4 separate regions of the Homo sapiens genome follow, and all the other regions are linked to region 2. The links are chromatin contacts, found by Hi-C or POLR2A ChIA-PET in ENCODE. All regions are on one chromosome and are shown on one strand. The core of a region is the stretch at or near the end of the contact, and the rest is flanking DNA. Distances in the headings are between cores, read along the strand shown.

Evidence for each region. Hi-C counts contacts between places; a loop is a spot of excess contacts on that map. ChIA-PET counts read pairs that join two places held with the same protein, here RNA polymerase II (POLR2A). Pooled maps may share reads with other maps.
Region 1: a loop to region 2 is called in a pooled map, with 4 times the contacts of the local background. The contact joins two enhancer-like sites. A Hi-C loop is called at or near these places in 2 of 168 maps with a recorded cell type or tissue (B cell and naive thymus-derived CD4-positive, alpha-beta T cell), 1 of 37 single-sample maps with no recorded cell type and 5 of 50 pooled maps. POLR2A ChIA-PET finds 5 or more read pairs at or near these places in 1 of 52 experiments (CD4-positive, alpha-beta T cell).
Region 3: a loop to region 2 is called in a pooled map, with 2.9 times the contacts of the local background. The contact joins two enhancer-like sites. A Hi-C loop is called at or near these places in 2 of 37 single-sample maps with no recorded cell type and 1 of 50 pooled maps. POLR2A ChIA-PET finds 5 or more read pairs at or near these places in 2 of 52 experiments (HEK293 and OCI-LY7).
Region 4: a map with no recorded cell type shows a loop between it and region 2 (8-fold over the local background). The contact joins two enhancer-like sites. A Hi-C loop is called at or near these places in 1 of 37 single-sample maps with no recorded cell type and 5 of 50 pooled maps. POLR2A ChIA-PET finds 5 or more read pairs at or near these places in 1 of 52 experiments (H1).

Annotation. Positions count from the first base shown.
Region 1 is chr6:156,789,924-156,792,850 of GRCh38, forward strand. All of the region lies in intron 1 of ARID1B (AT-rich interaction domain 1B), which reads left to right. Among named protein-coding and RNA genes, the nearest start is that of MIR4466, 12 kb to the left of the region's middle. Within about 2 kb of position 1,473, at least 3 of the 41 ENCODE cell types and tissues checked have a DNase peak (open chromatin) inside an H3K27ac peak, as active enhancers do; they include B cell, where a contact is called at or near this core.
Region 2 is chr6:156,395,706-156,398,547 of GRCh38, forward strand. No RefSeq gene overlaps it. Among named protein-coding and RNA genes, the nearest start is that of SNORD28B, 18 kb to the left of the region's middle. RefSeq lists a silencer at 469-518 and enhancers at 800-1,330, 1,331-1,860. Within about 2 kb of position 1,251, at least 6 of the 41 ENCODE cell types and tissues checked have a DNase peak (open chromatin) inside an H3K27ac peak, as active enhancers do; they include B cell and OCI-LY7, where a contact is called at or near this core.
Region 3 is chr6:156,882,217-156,884,952 of GRCh38, forward strand. All of the region lies in intron 2 of ARID1B (AT-rich interaction domain 1B), which reads left to right. Among named protein-coding and RNA genes, the nearest start is that of MIR4466, 100 kb to the left of the region's middle. RefSeq lists an enhancer at 1-25. Within about 2 kb of position 1,440, at least 9 of the 41 ENCODE cell types and tissues checked have a DNase peak (open chromatin) inside an H3K27ac peak, as active enhancers do; they include OCI-LY7, where a contact is called at or near this core.
Region 4 is chr6:156,719,126-156,721,947 of GRCh38, forward strand. No RefSeq gene overlaps it. Among named protein-coding and RNA genes, the nearest start is that of ARID1B, 57 kb to the right of the region's middle. RefSeq lists silencers at 870-1,189, 2,310-2,604 and enhancers at 1,790-1,859, 2,164-2,712. Within about 2 kb of position 1,511, at least 37 of the 41 ENCODE cell types and tissues checked have a DNase peak (open chromatin) inside an H3K27ac peak, as active enhancers do.

The sequences.
Region 1 (2,927 bases), core at 223-2,722, 390 kb after region 2:
GGATTGTATTTTCTCATGAATAAGGAATTAAAATGAGTTAGAGGCAATTCTCTATTAGTTAATTTAACAAGTTACTTAGCAGCCTATCGGTCTTTCAGAGCAAATAGGTTTATATTTGAAGCTTAGTTCTAATCCATACCATGGCAGTTTTCAAATTTCCTGATATGTTTTTACCTTGTCCAGTGTTAGGAAAAGTAAGTTATTGAGCAATTCTAAAATGTTTACTGTAGTTTGCCTGTTTTTTAAGCAGTCATATTTTTAACTGGTGAGGAAATAAATTCAGAAGATTTATAATTGAAGAATTTAATTTTCCTACCATCAGTAAACATTTAGTGACGTTGGTGTAGGGGCACTGTACCACAGAAGTAGATATCCAGAAAATATTTGTAAATTGTTAAACATTGTATTAATTGTTGAGCATAGAGTGATGTCCTTAGATTACTGAGTAAACAGTGGTGATTAAATTAATTAAGATAGTTTGTGGGGTGTTTAAATTTTACTTAGTATTCCATTTAATTAGAAATACAGACAATAACTCTGGCCTCATAAGCAATCTGAATTTTGAGTTGAAGGAAATGGGTGTCTGGCAGACAATTTCCAAATTGGTAAAATGGATCTTTTGCTTCTACTTTATTTTCTTCATGTATTAAACAAGTATTTATTATTGTTGACTGTTGGAAAATTTTAAAAATTACAGTCATACTTTTTATGACTTTGCTGGGTGTGGAAATCATCCCTTTCCCCCCATCTTAGTGCCAACTGCCTTTAACCTGAATTGGCTGATGCAGAACGCATTTCAGGAAGGCGCCATGCATACAGGAGGCAGAGACATGCCCTCTGCAATCCTGACTTTTCCTCTTTCACCCATGTCTATTGTATATGGCAAGACTCTGTCCTTCCTCCTCCACTCTGATATTGGTCGGAGACACAAGCACTTAGAAGCACCAGTGTTTTATTCTACAATTAATTACTGAAGAGGGAAATTGAAAGGTAAGCAGTTTTGTGTTTTATCTTTTATTATGCATTAAGTTTCTGTAATTTTCCATATTGCTATATTATTAGTGAGAAAGAGAAGAATAGAGAAAGATGGAGAAGATGAATTTTATTTAAGACAGTTATATTTGGATAACTTAAAAGAATATGCTTTTTTAGTCTAAATACCCTTTCCCAGTCTAAGTAGTTTCATGCTTCATGGAAAAACTAATGCAAAGAAGTTGTAATCAGCTGTTAAGATATTTGAGCCAGCTGGCTGTCAATATGTTGAAGTTTTATTCTTGGTGCATCCACAAATTCCATATAAATGTATTTTATGAAGAGGAAGGTGTACTAGCATGGCTAAACTGGTAAAGCTGAAATCTGGATTTGATTTGCATATGTGGTATTTTTCAGGGACTCTCAAACTTTCACACATGAAATAAACGAGGTAATGTGTATGGCATCACATGATCAAAATATTTTTCCCCTTGCTGCTGCCAGAGCTATCTATTGCTTTTCAACAGTCTCACTTGTTGGGCATCATGCCAAGATGTTTAAGACAACCCCTTACGTGAGCTGTTCCATTCTTAACCTCTTTGACTGAAGTGCCGTGACCTTCACATATGTAGATTAGCCATGTGCTCTGTGAATTGAAACTTGCTGCCTCAGGAAGAAAAGGGTTTTTCTTTTTATTCCACTGGGAATTTGACGGCCATTCATCCCTGACCTGGGCAGAGGTAATGCAAGGAAATTGGATTCAAACGGAACACGGACAGATAACACAGGGAGGCAGTCAGCGTGTACAGGCAGGCAAGCTTTCTACCTGGTCCAGGGTGAAAATACCCACCGTCTGTTCACAATGTGCTGATGTGCAGGATCCGAAGAGCAACTGACAGATGGAGATAGAGAGATAAATGTAGGAATTCTGGAACCGTGTCCTTTTAAAAAAGGACATTGTTATTATGGGCATTGCTAATTCGTTTTGACTCTCCTCTTTCTCTTCCTTTCCAAACTATATTTTTGAAATCTTTGAATTTTTGTTTATTTCCTAATGCTAGGAATTAAATACTTTTGACATAGTGGACAATTTAGATGAGTCTTTCAAAAGCAGAAATCTTTAAAAAAAAGGAGAGATGAATGTATGACCTGTATCTGGAATTTTGAAATGAATTGATACTTAGAACTTTACTCATATGAGAGTTATTAGCTTTGTAATAGCTGAGTATTTTTATTATAGCACTGTTATTTATGGCTCTTCTAAGTCTTTCTCTAAACCTACATTTCTTTATTTGAGAGGCAAGAATGAGAAGCAGCATATCCATAAGAGTTTTGCCAATCACTCCTGACTAGAATGACAAGCTGATTTCATGTTTCCCCAAGTATCAGTCCTATGCAGCCCCCCCTTTTTAAAAAACCATGCAAGGCCGGACCCAGTGGTTCAACACCTGTAATCCTAGCTCTTTGGGAAGCTGAGGTAGGAGAAGTGCTTGAGGCCAGGAGTCCAAGACCAGCCTGGGCAACATAGTGAGACTCATCATAGTGTAATGATGAATAAAAGTAATTAATAGCACATTTTTGGATTTTTATTAGACAAAGCTAGTTTTAAAGAACATTTATCTTTGCCTTGTTAATAAACATACTTGCAGTTAGTGTAAAATTCAGTATAAATAATAGTCATGGTGCTTGAGTAGGCTGATAGGACGAGATGCATAAGGAAGGTTGTCGTTATAAGAATAATGGGTCTGAAGTGGTACTCCAGCTAGTGTCTTAGCAAAAGGAGGGGTGCTTAGGGCAGTCTGAAATTTATGAGTGCTTTTGTATAGCTTTCAAAGCTGAGCTTTTCCTGTGTACATTAGGGTTTATGAAATATCGTGGGTCAGAGCATCCGTTACAGGCGCTGTGGGAGCTGTCATAGATACCTGGCTCTTTCCGTGGGTGTAAAATAGGTTTAG
Region 2 (2,842 bases), core at 1-2,500:
CAGGTCAGTCAAGCCAACAGAAAATGGTAAATTCACATTTATGGTGTGAACCAAGGCCATCACTAATAAAACTGTAACCTCGCTGGTGGAATACTGAAATATGTCTTGACATCTTTGCAAGAGTTGTAAAGAGAGCCTGGAAAAGAAAAGGAAAGCCCAAGCATTGTTTGCATTTTCTTTTTGCATTTCATTCAGCAAAGACTTTTTAAAAACTTAGTAGAGGGTGATACCAGATGTATTTAGTCTGCAGTATGGCCAGCCTTTAAGTACATGAAGTAATCCCGTCCAAACAGCAGCACAAGTGCCTCAGTTATCTCAGGTAACCAGTTTGGAAACAGCAAGAGGGCTTTGGGTTAAATATCAGAAAATATTCATAAGACACCATAACAACAGAAACAGAGTCGAACTAAAACTTTGTGGCAAAGCCAATATGTAAATCACAGCTGGTGATTTCTGTTAGGAACTTTGGTTTGGGAGGTTTCACAGCTTCATCTCCAAAGCCCCGATTCAAAACCACAATGTTCAGCAAGTCAGTGAGATTTCATGCTTTTATCTGAAACCCAGACCGACAAATGCATCTCTTGATGCAATTCAGGATCTCTGAATCTTCGCTAAAGAACCGAGCTAACCCATGGAACGCAATCTCAAAGCCTTGCTCTTACCCAGAGAAGCACAGTTGCCACTTAAAGGTTCAATAAAAGGAGAGGTAGGGAAATGCCTGCTGCCACAGCCCATTAGTTGCTACATTTAAACCCCTACCACAGTAACCAAATGTGATTGAGGTTTCAGAAGGAAACCTACACGGTATGAAATGTAGCAATCATTGGTCTATAAATATAGGATGTTATTCACTGTCAAGTACTTTCTCTAAAGGAGGGGTAGGGGGAATTCTTACTGCAAAGGTAGGTTGCAAAATTTTTTCACCTAGAAATAATTTAGAAACCGGCTGGGGCACAATCTCATAATGTCTCAGGTGCAAAAAGTTTCTGATGCACCGGAAACAAAAGCTGGCAAAACAAAAGCGACGTCAGTTGTCTCTCTGTTCTACCAATTGAAGCTTGGGTGTAAAAGGAGAATGTTTTTTAAATCCAGGGATTAGTGAGGGACGCTAACCCCTGAACCGGGATTACTGAGGGACAGAGAAAGAAAATGTAGAGGAGGAAAAAGGAACATTTTACAAAAGATTTCCTTCGTAACTACCTTCAGACCCCGGGGCTGCAGAAAGGAGTAGGCGGCTGCGGTGTCCTGGGCCCTGCGCGTCCACGCGTGGGAGGCGAGGCCAAGGCTGCCAGGAGGCGCTCCCGCACCCCAGGTGCGCTCCTCCAAGGAGGCCCACCCGCCTCCGCTGGCCCAGTTTTCGCTGTTTTCTCGGCGCACCACGGCGCCTGCAGTTAGTAGGCAATCCATCCCCCCGAGCTGCAGCGAGTTAAGCTGCAGGCCTTTTGTAACGGCCTCAGGTGTGAGCTGCCGCAAGCCCCCCCCACCCCCACCCCCGACCAGAGGATCACCGGCCCGGCCGAGAGGACTAGGAGCCAGGTGTGCGAGGCCGAGGGATCCACGCCGTTCCCGCCCAGCGCCCCCTGGGTTATTAGGCCTCGCTCCCCCACACAGCCCAGCTGGTAGCGAGGCCGGAATCAGGGCCCTCCGTCGGAGCTCCCACCTTTAAAAGAACGCGTCCAGAGGGCGGAGCCAGCTTAAAAGCGGGTCGAGACATTCACCTGTGGTTAGGCAAAGACACGAGAGAAATAGTTAATTCCTCAGGTGCCCCAAATCACAATAGAGCTCGGGAAGGAGGAACAACTTGACAGAGAAAAGAGGACAGGACATTGATCAGGGAAGATGTCTGCAGAGCTTGAGGTTGGGGGATTGGGTTCCAACCAGGGAAGGTAATTCTGCAAAATTGGAACACACAGGCCCTCTGTCTGTAGGCAAGTCTGACAAAGGGCACAATCCAGGAAATGGAATCGAGATGCGTCCCCTGCCTCTCAGCCTACTGACCCACTTTCCTCCGGCTACGTCTCCCCCAGATCCATGCCCCTCCTTAAATCTTCCTGCTAGCCCAGAGGGAGGAAGGATGAGGCCTGGGGATCACAATGTAGGTGGAACGAGAAACCTGGGTCTGTTTGACAGTTTCAGAAGCAAAGAAGCGTCTCTCTCTTTCCCAAAAAAAAAATCCTTTCTGAGCCCCCCTCACTCAGTCCCACCATACATACATACACAATGCACCTGAGGAGACCTCCAACTCCCTGTCAAGGAGGCTGAATTTCTACACGTAGTCGCTCATTTTGTTTAAAGCGCAGAAAACATCTGCACCTAATAAAAGATGTTAGTGTGCCATTCTAGAAAAGAGAAGCCTTTGATACATTCTTTGGTGTTAATGCTGCGGCATGAAGTATTTTCCCAGATTGCAGTCTGTTATCTGAATGGGGCAAAGATTCCCTAAGTGAAGGGAATATTGAAAGAAAGTTCTGGAGCATGCAATCCTGTCCAGTTGAAGTACTGCAGGAAAAGGAAGCACGCACACACATATGTACACAAATGCACACTCATACAGGCAAATCCTCCATGACTGTGCCTCAGAATCACCTTATTCAATTGACAGAAGCACAGTGTGACTACCATACTTTTGTTACATCCATGAAGTGTGTGTAAAGAAACACAAGTCACACGATCCTTGGCTGGCATGGCTGCCTCTGCCCTGCAAGTGCCCATGGCCACAGGGAGTTGCAATGGTACCAGCATGGGCTTTGCATTAAGTATATTTAGGTTTGAATCCTAATTCTCGCACCTTCTGACACAACCACCTGAATTCAAGTTCTGGTTCTTGCTCTCAGAAGCTGTG
Region 3 (2,736 bases), core at 190-2,689, 490 kb after region 2:
CGGTGGAGCAGCAATTCCCATGTTCTGGGACCCATTTCCGCCCAGCTCCTCGGGCAGAGTTGGCCAGCCTGCCTCTCTGCTGTGCTTCTTTGATGCCACTCAGAATCTCCCTGTTTGCCCATGGGCTCCCTCTCTTCTGCTAGGGGCTGTTTCTGTTCAGAGATTCTGTCTTATTCATATTTGTACCATCTACAGGGCCTGGGATGATTCTGTGGACACCTAATCATTGCACAATAAAGTATCAGTCAACACATGTGAATAATGGAAAATATAGAGGTGTTTGAAATCCATTTGGGAAAACAAAGCGTAGCTACAGATACCAACTATAAGGGTGCCTTGCCTTGCCTTTTTCTTTCATTGCTGTGGTCTCTTTCAATCAGGAGACCAGAAATATAGCACGGTTCCCATCACACACTGGCCACATACTCTTAGACATTTTTCTGTGAAAGGATACTGATTCTATACTTTTTCGTAGGATTGTTATGGAGGTAAATGAGATCGTCTGTGTGAAAATAGTTTAAAACGTTTAAAAGTGCTTTGTATAACGTCTTGCTATTGTCGTGAGTGCTAGTTTTGGGTGAGGGAAGGTGATATCAGTGACAACATTTTATAATGAGGTCTGTTCGGTAGTTATTTTGTAAATCATTTTGTAGTACACAGAGCTGATTAGCTTTATACTGTATTTTTGTGGCTAGGGGCTTTTATGTTGAGGCCTCAGGATAGAGAACAAAGTAAGGTTATGATAAAATCTTACACGGGGAACCCGAAAAGAGGGAGAGTTCGCTGTCTTAATTTCTGCATTTTCTAAGGGTAGAGCCTGAATTAACGCAACTGCCTTAGGTTTCTTCTGGCCTCCCTGGGAGTTATAGTCAAGGAGTGTTTGTGAGGCGCCTTTAGGCTCCCCATACCGACAGCATCTTACTTCGGGGCTCTCTCCCTGCATCAAATCTTCCTCGTCAGCTTGCAGATTCTCAATTATATGTTAACCGTCTTTATTCTTGGTAGCATTATTGTAAATTTGGGGTAGTAGTTATAATTTCTTCTAATTGTTTCTCCCAGAGCTATTGTTTGCCTAATATTCATATAAACCTGGCAAAGAGTTCATTGCTAGGGGGATTCCCAAGTTACTCCAGGGACTTGGTGATCTGAGAGCTCCCACAGTTGGGGTCCTCCACTCTGGACAAATAGATTGCCTTGTCTTCGTGACAATTTACTTTTCTTCTTTGGGGATCTGTGTGGAAAGTTAAAATAAGTCATAGCCCTTCCTCTCCTTGCTTTTCTTTACTTTTCTGAGCTTTACTTCCTTCTCCTCTGGACGTGCTGCCTCTGAACGCCATGTCTTCCATGCTTTCCTCTCCAGCGTGAGCCTGACACACATCAGCCCCAGCACTCGGCCCACGCTCCCCACAGCATGATCTCACTCTCCGATCCTCACCTCGGGACTGTCACCTCGTCTCACTCCAGCCCCATCTCTTCACCTTTCCTTGCTTTGACTCTTGACTTCTTCTGAGAGTTGCCGGCTCCTCTGAGTGGCAGGTGCTGGAGGTGCTGGAGGTAAGCTGTTACCTGTTCTGCTGGTGTTTGCCTTCCTCCTGTGCAGGTGTTTCCTGTTAACCTGCCCTGGCAGTTCAGCCTACTCAGACCAGCAGTAAGTTCTCTTTCTCTGGCAATGGCATTTTGTATCAACAACAGCTGTAGGTCAGGGAAGAGGCATTTCAGGAGCCAGAATCGCGGGACCCTCATTTATTCTGATAAAGTATCACTTGGAACTGTTTTCTTTGAGATTCTCTGGGAAAAAAAATATCGTGCCCTAATGCAGTGTTTTCTAAACTGCTGATTATGACTCATTAATGGGAGCAAGAAAGTAATGTATTAGACTGCAACTAGAAATGTTTTTAATGGAAGGAATTTGATGTAAATAGTAGAAGATACAAATGTAGCACATACAGCAAGTGTCCTCTGTGTTCAAGGTTTTGACATAAAATATGTTTCTTCCTCCGAGTTGGCGTCAAAACATTTGACAGCCATTACTCTAATTAACTTTCAGTATTTTTTAAGCTCCTTTGATTCCCCTCTCCCTTTTTCCTTCTAATGATAATTTAAGAATTTTTTTTTTTTTTGTAGTTCAGATAAAGTAGATTTAGAACATGGTCTATTTTCAGGACAACCTGATGAAAAACTGAAACCATAGCTAAGTGATTTGCCAGTTGCACGGCAGGTCTTCTCTATTTCATGCAGGTCTTTGCCTCCTAAGCAGTGCGCCTTCCCAGTAAAGCTCCAGCAGATAAGGGTAAGGTGGCCACCTGGAGGGCCTTCTGTAGATGGGCGTTCCATCTGGGAGGATTAGGAGGTGTAAGGATGGAGTGCCCAAACTCCAGCAGTTGGTTTTTCCTGGATGCTGTGTGTGGGCTAATCATAGTCCGCTAAGGAGGTGGCTGCCATGTTTCTAGGATTATTAGGCTACCACTAGTTTGGGGAGTGAAGAGCAATGGAAAAAGGTTCTGAGATTCAGGAACCACCGAATGCCCAGATACTAGTGTTGCTAATTCTTTTTTCTGGCAGTAAGAAATAGCTGTAGGTTTTAAATGATTGTGAGTGATTATTGAATGTAGTAGCCCTGGTCAGAAAATATTATCATTTCCCCCCAGTTCCTTATACCTTGTCTTGAGCTCGGGGAAGTCCTTCCGGACTACAGTGTTGCTGCTGGGATAAAGTTTCATTGTTCTTGTAAGAAAC
Region 4 (2,822 bases), core at 261-2,760, 320 kb after region 2:
AGGGTGAAGACCCCCGCTCCGCAAGGATCACAGGTGGGTGTTCCAAGGCATCCACACTCTGGTTTTGTTTTTTTTTTTTGTTTTTTTGTTTTTTGGGTTTTTTTTTTTTTTGTATCAACTTCTCTTTTTTTTTTTTTTTTTTTTTTTCCGAGACGGAGTCTCCCTCTGTCTCCACACTCCAGCCTGGAGTGTGGTGCGATCTTGGCTCACTGCGAGCTCCGCCTCCCGGGTTCAGGCGATTCTCCTGCCTCAGCCTCCTGAGTAGCTGGGATTACAGGTGCCCGCCACCAGGCCTGGCTAATTTTTTGTATTTTTAGTAGAGACTAAAAATTCGCCATGTTGTTTCGCCATGTTGGCCAGGCTGGCCTCGAACCCCTGTCCTGAGGTGATTCACCCACCTCGGCCTCCCAAAGTGCTAGGATTACAAGCATGAACCACCGCGCCCTGCCATTAACGTCTCTTAAAGCACACACTCTGTCTCAAAGGCTGGAGGGTTTGGGAACGTTCTCGTCCTTTCTGTGACCCATCTACCACAGTCTTGGGGGTAAAAGCCCCGGTTTAAAAAGCTGGGAAATTCCACCTCATGGCCACGCGGTCTCAGCAGCTCTGGCGACTGGGAAACGTAGGGTTACAGGGCGGTAAAGATCATCAGAAAGGAGGGCTGAGGAGAGAAACTAAAGACTAAAGGTGAGAGGTCACAAACCCTGAAATTAGTAAAGATCTACGTTGTCGGGGGTGGGGGTGCGTGTGCGCCCAGCAAAAAGCCTCTGCGTCCACACAGGGATCCACCGCGGGGCTTCTGGAACTCACAGGCTCCCTCGGAGCCTTCAAAGACGCGACCTGATTGACAACAATTTTGTTTACACACCACACGCCCTGGGAAAGCCACACACCAGTGCCGGCGTTCCAGACGCTTCCTCTGCGCAGAGCCGGCCCAGGACGGGGGCGGGGCGGGCCCTGTTGCTCAACTCACCTCTCCCGCCCCGCACCCGCTCCCCGGGGAGGCGCCGACCCAGCGAAACTGGTGCATGTGTCAGCCGCCCAGCACCGGCCCAGGAGGCCGGCCGCGCCGCAGGCCGGCCTGGGAAAACGCCCAGCGGCTGCAGGCCTCCCGCTGCGCGCTGCGTGGTTCTGCACTGCACTCAGGACCTGTCAGGAGCAACACACACGCACATGCACACGCCCACACACATGCACACAGACACACACGTGCACACACTGCGTCGGTAGGAATAGCTCAGAGGTGCCCTTCCTTTCCAGGCAAAGTGCTTAGTAGCTGAATTCAGCGAGAAGAAATCATCCAAAGGTAACCCTTGCTCTGAGCCCTCCCCAGGAAGAAGAGAGAGGTCACTCTGGAAAAGCCTGGAACCTTCTCTCGCTTGAGGGTGCGGACAGCAGCCCACCTCCCCTTTGGCTAGGCCAAAGATCTCTCCTTCCTTTTAGGCCTAGCTTTCCCTGTCACTAAAAGGGCTACATTTATCCTTAAATATCATCTAAGCTGAAATACTACTACATTGCTTTGCAGTCGGTCATAGTGGAATCTTAGTTTCAGAACTACATTCAACACCTACTGCGCAGAAGCACCACATGGACACTGCCACAAAAATTAACACAGTGGATCCTAACAGAGCTGAATGGGGTTGCTGTGAATATCTCCCTAGTAAGATAGGAAAAAGGCCCATGTGGGCTATGATATTTGTATAAAGTGGTGTCGATGAGCTCATTGCAGGACTAGCTATTTGAACTTAAGTTTCAATGAAGTGTAAATGAGAACTGACTTCACCCTTGACTTTTATTTTTCTCTCCAAGTATTTCTCACTAGCCATTTTCATTTCCTCCTTTTCCTACCATTCTCACCCTCATCTTTCTACCCTCTTCTTGAAGCAGAGCACTTTTTCTCCACACTCTGGAAGGCCAGAGAGGAGAGAGGATTAGAGGCCCGTAAGCAGGGGAAATCCTATCCATTAGAAAAGGACAAGGGCAGAACAGGGGACTTCCGTGCTTCTCCTGCCAAGTTAATACGCTAGGAGAAGCAGCTGGGTCGGGTCTGGACACGCTTTTCTGTTCTGCAGCTCACAGAATTTTTTTTGTCACTTTAACTTCAGTGATCTCCGGTGCCCCCGAAGGCAAGTAGCACACCTGAATCATTAAGCTTCAGATGAGTTGAGTTCAAAGTTTTATTTTCTACTTTTAAAGCCCTCAATAAATTAGGGCAAAGGTACTGGGAACCCAGCCTCTTGCCCTGGCGTTCCTCTGGGATTGTTAAGGTTGGCTAAGCAATCTGCTCTTGAGAAACCAGGTGTAGAGAGACCTGGGTGGAGAGATCCGGGGGTTGTTTGTGGAACTTTCTCCTCCTCTGTGGCATATGCCAGCGTCTCTCAGGAGCAATCCTGCAAGGTTGCCTCCAGAGCTAGGTGGTGTCGACCTGTCTTTGTTATGCAAGTTGCTGAACTCACAGTGTTCCAGCGGAGTGTTCCTGGCCAGCGCATGAATGAGGAAATGGGTCGACACGAATTCTGGGCAGCAGGATTGGAATGCAACACCTCCCCACCCCTGCCTTCCCTGCACCCCCATCTTCTTGGGATAGCTGATACTCGAAGAGAAGCTAATGCTTGATTAAAGTGATACAATACTGTGTAGTCAGACGAACATTCTGAACAAATCTAAGTTGATCTTTTAAAAAACAATTAATTCTTACTGTTGTTGTTGTTGTTGTTGTTGTTGTTTTCTTTTCTTTTCTTTTCTGAGACAGAGTCTCGCTCTGTCACCCAGGCTGGAATGCAGCGGCACCATCTCGGCTCACTGCAACCTCTGCCTCCCGG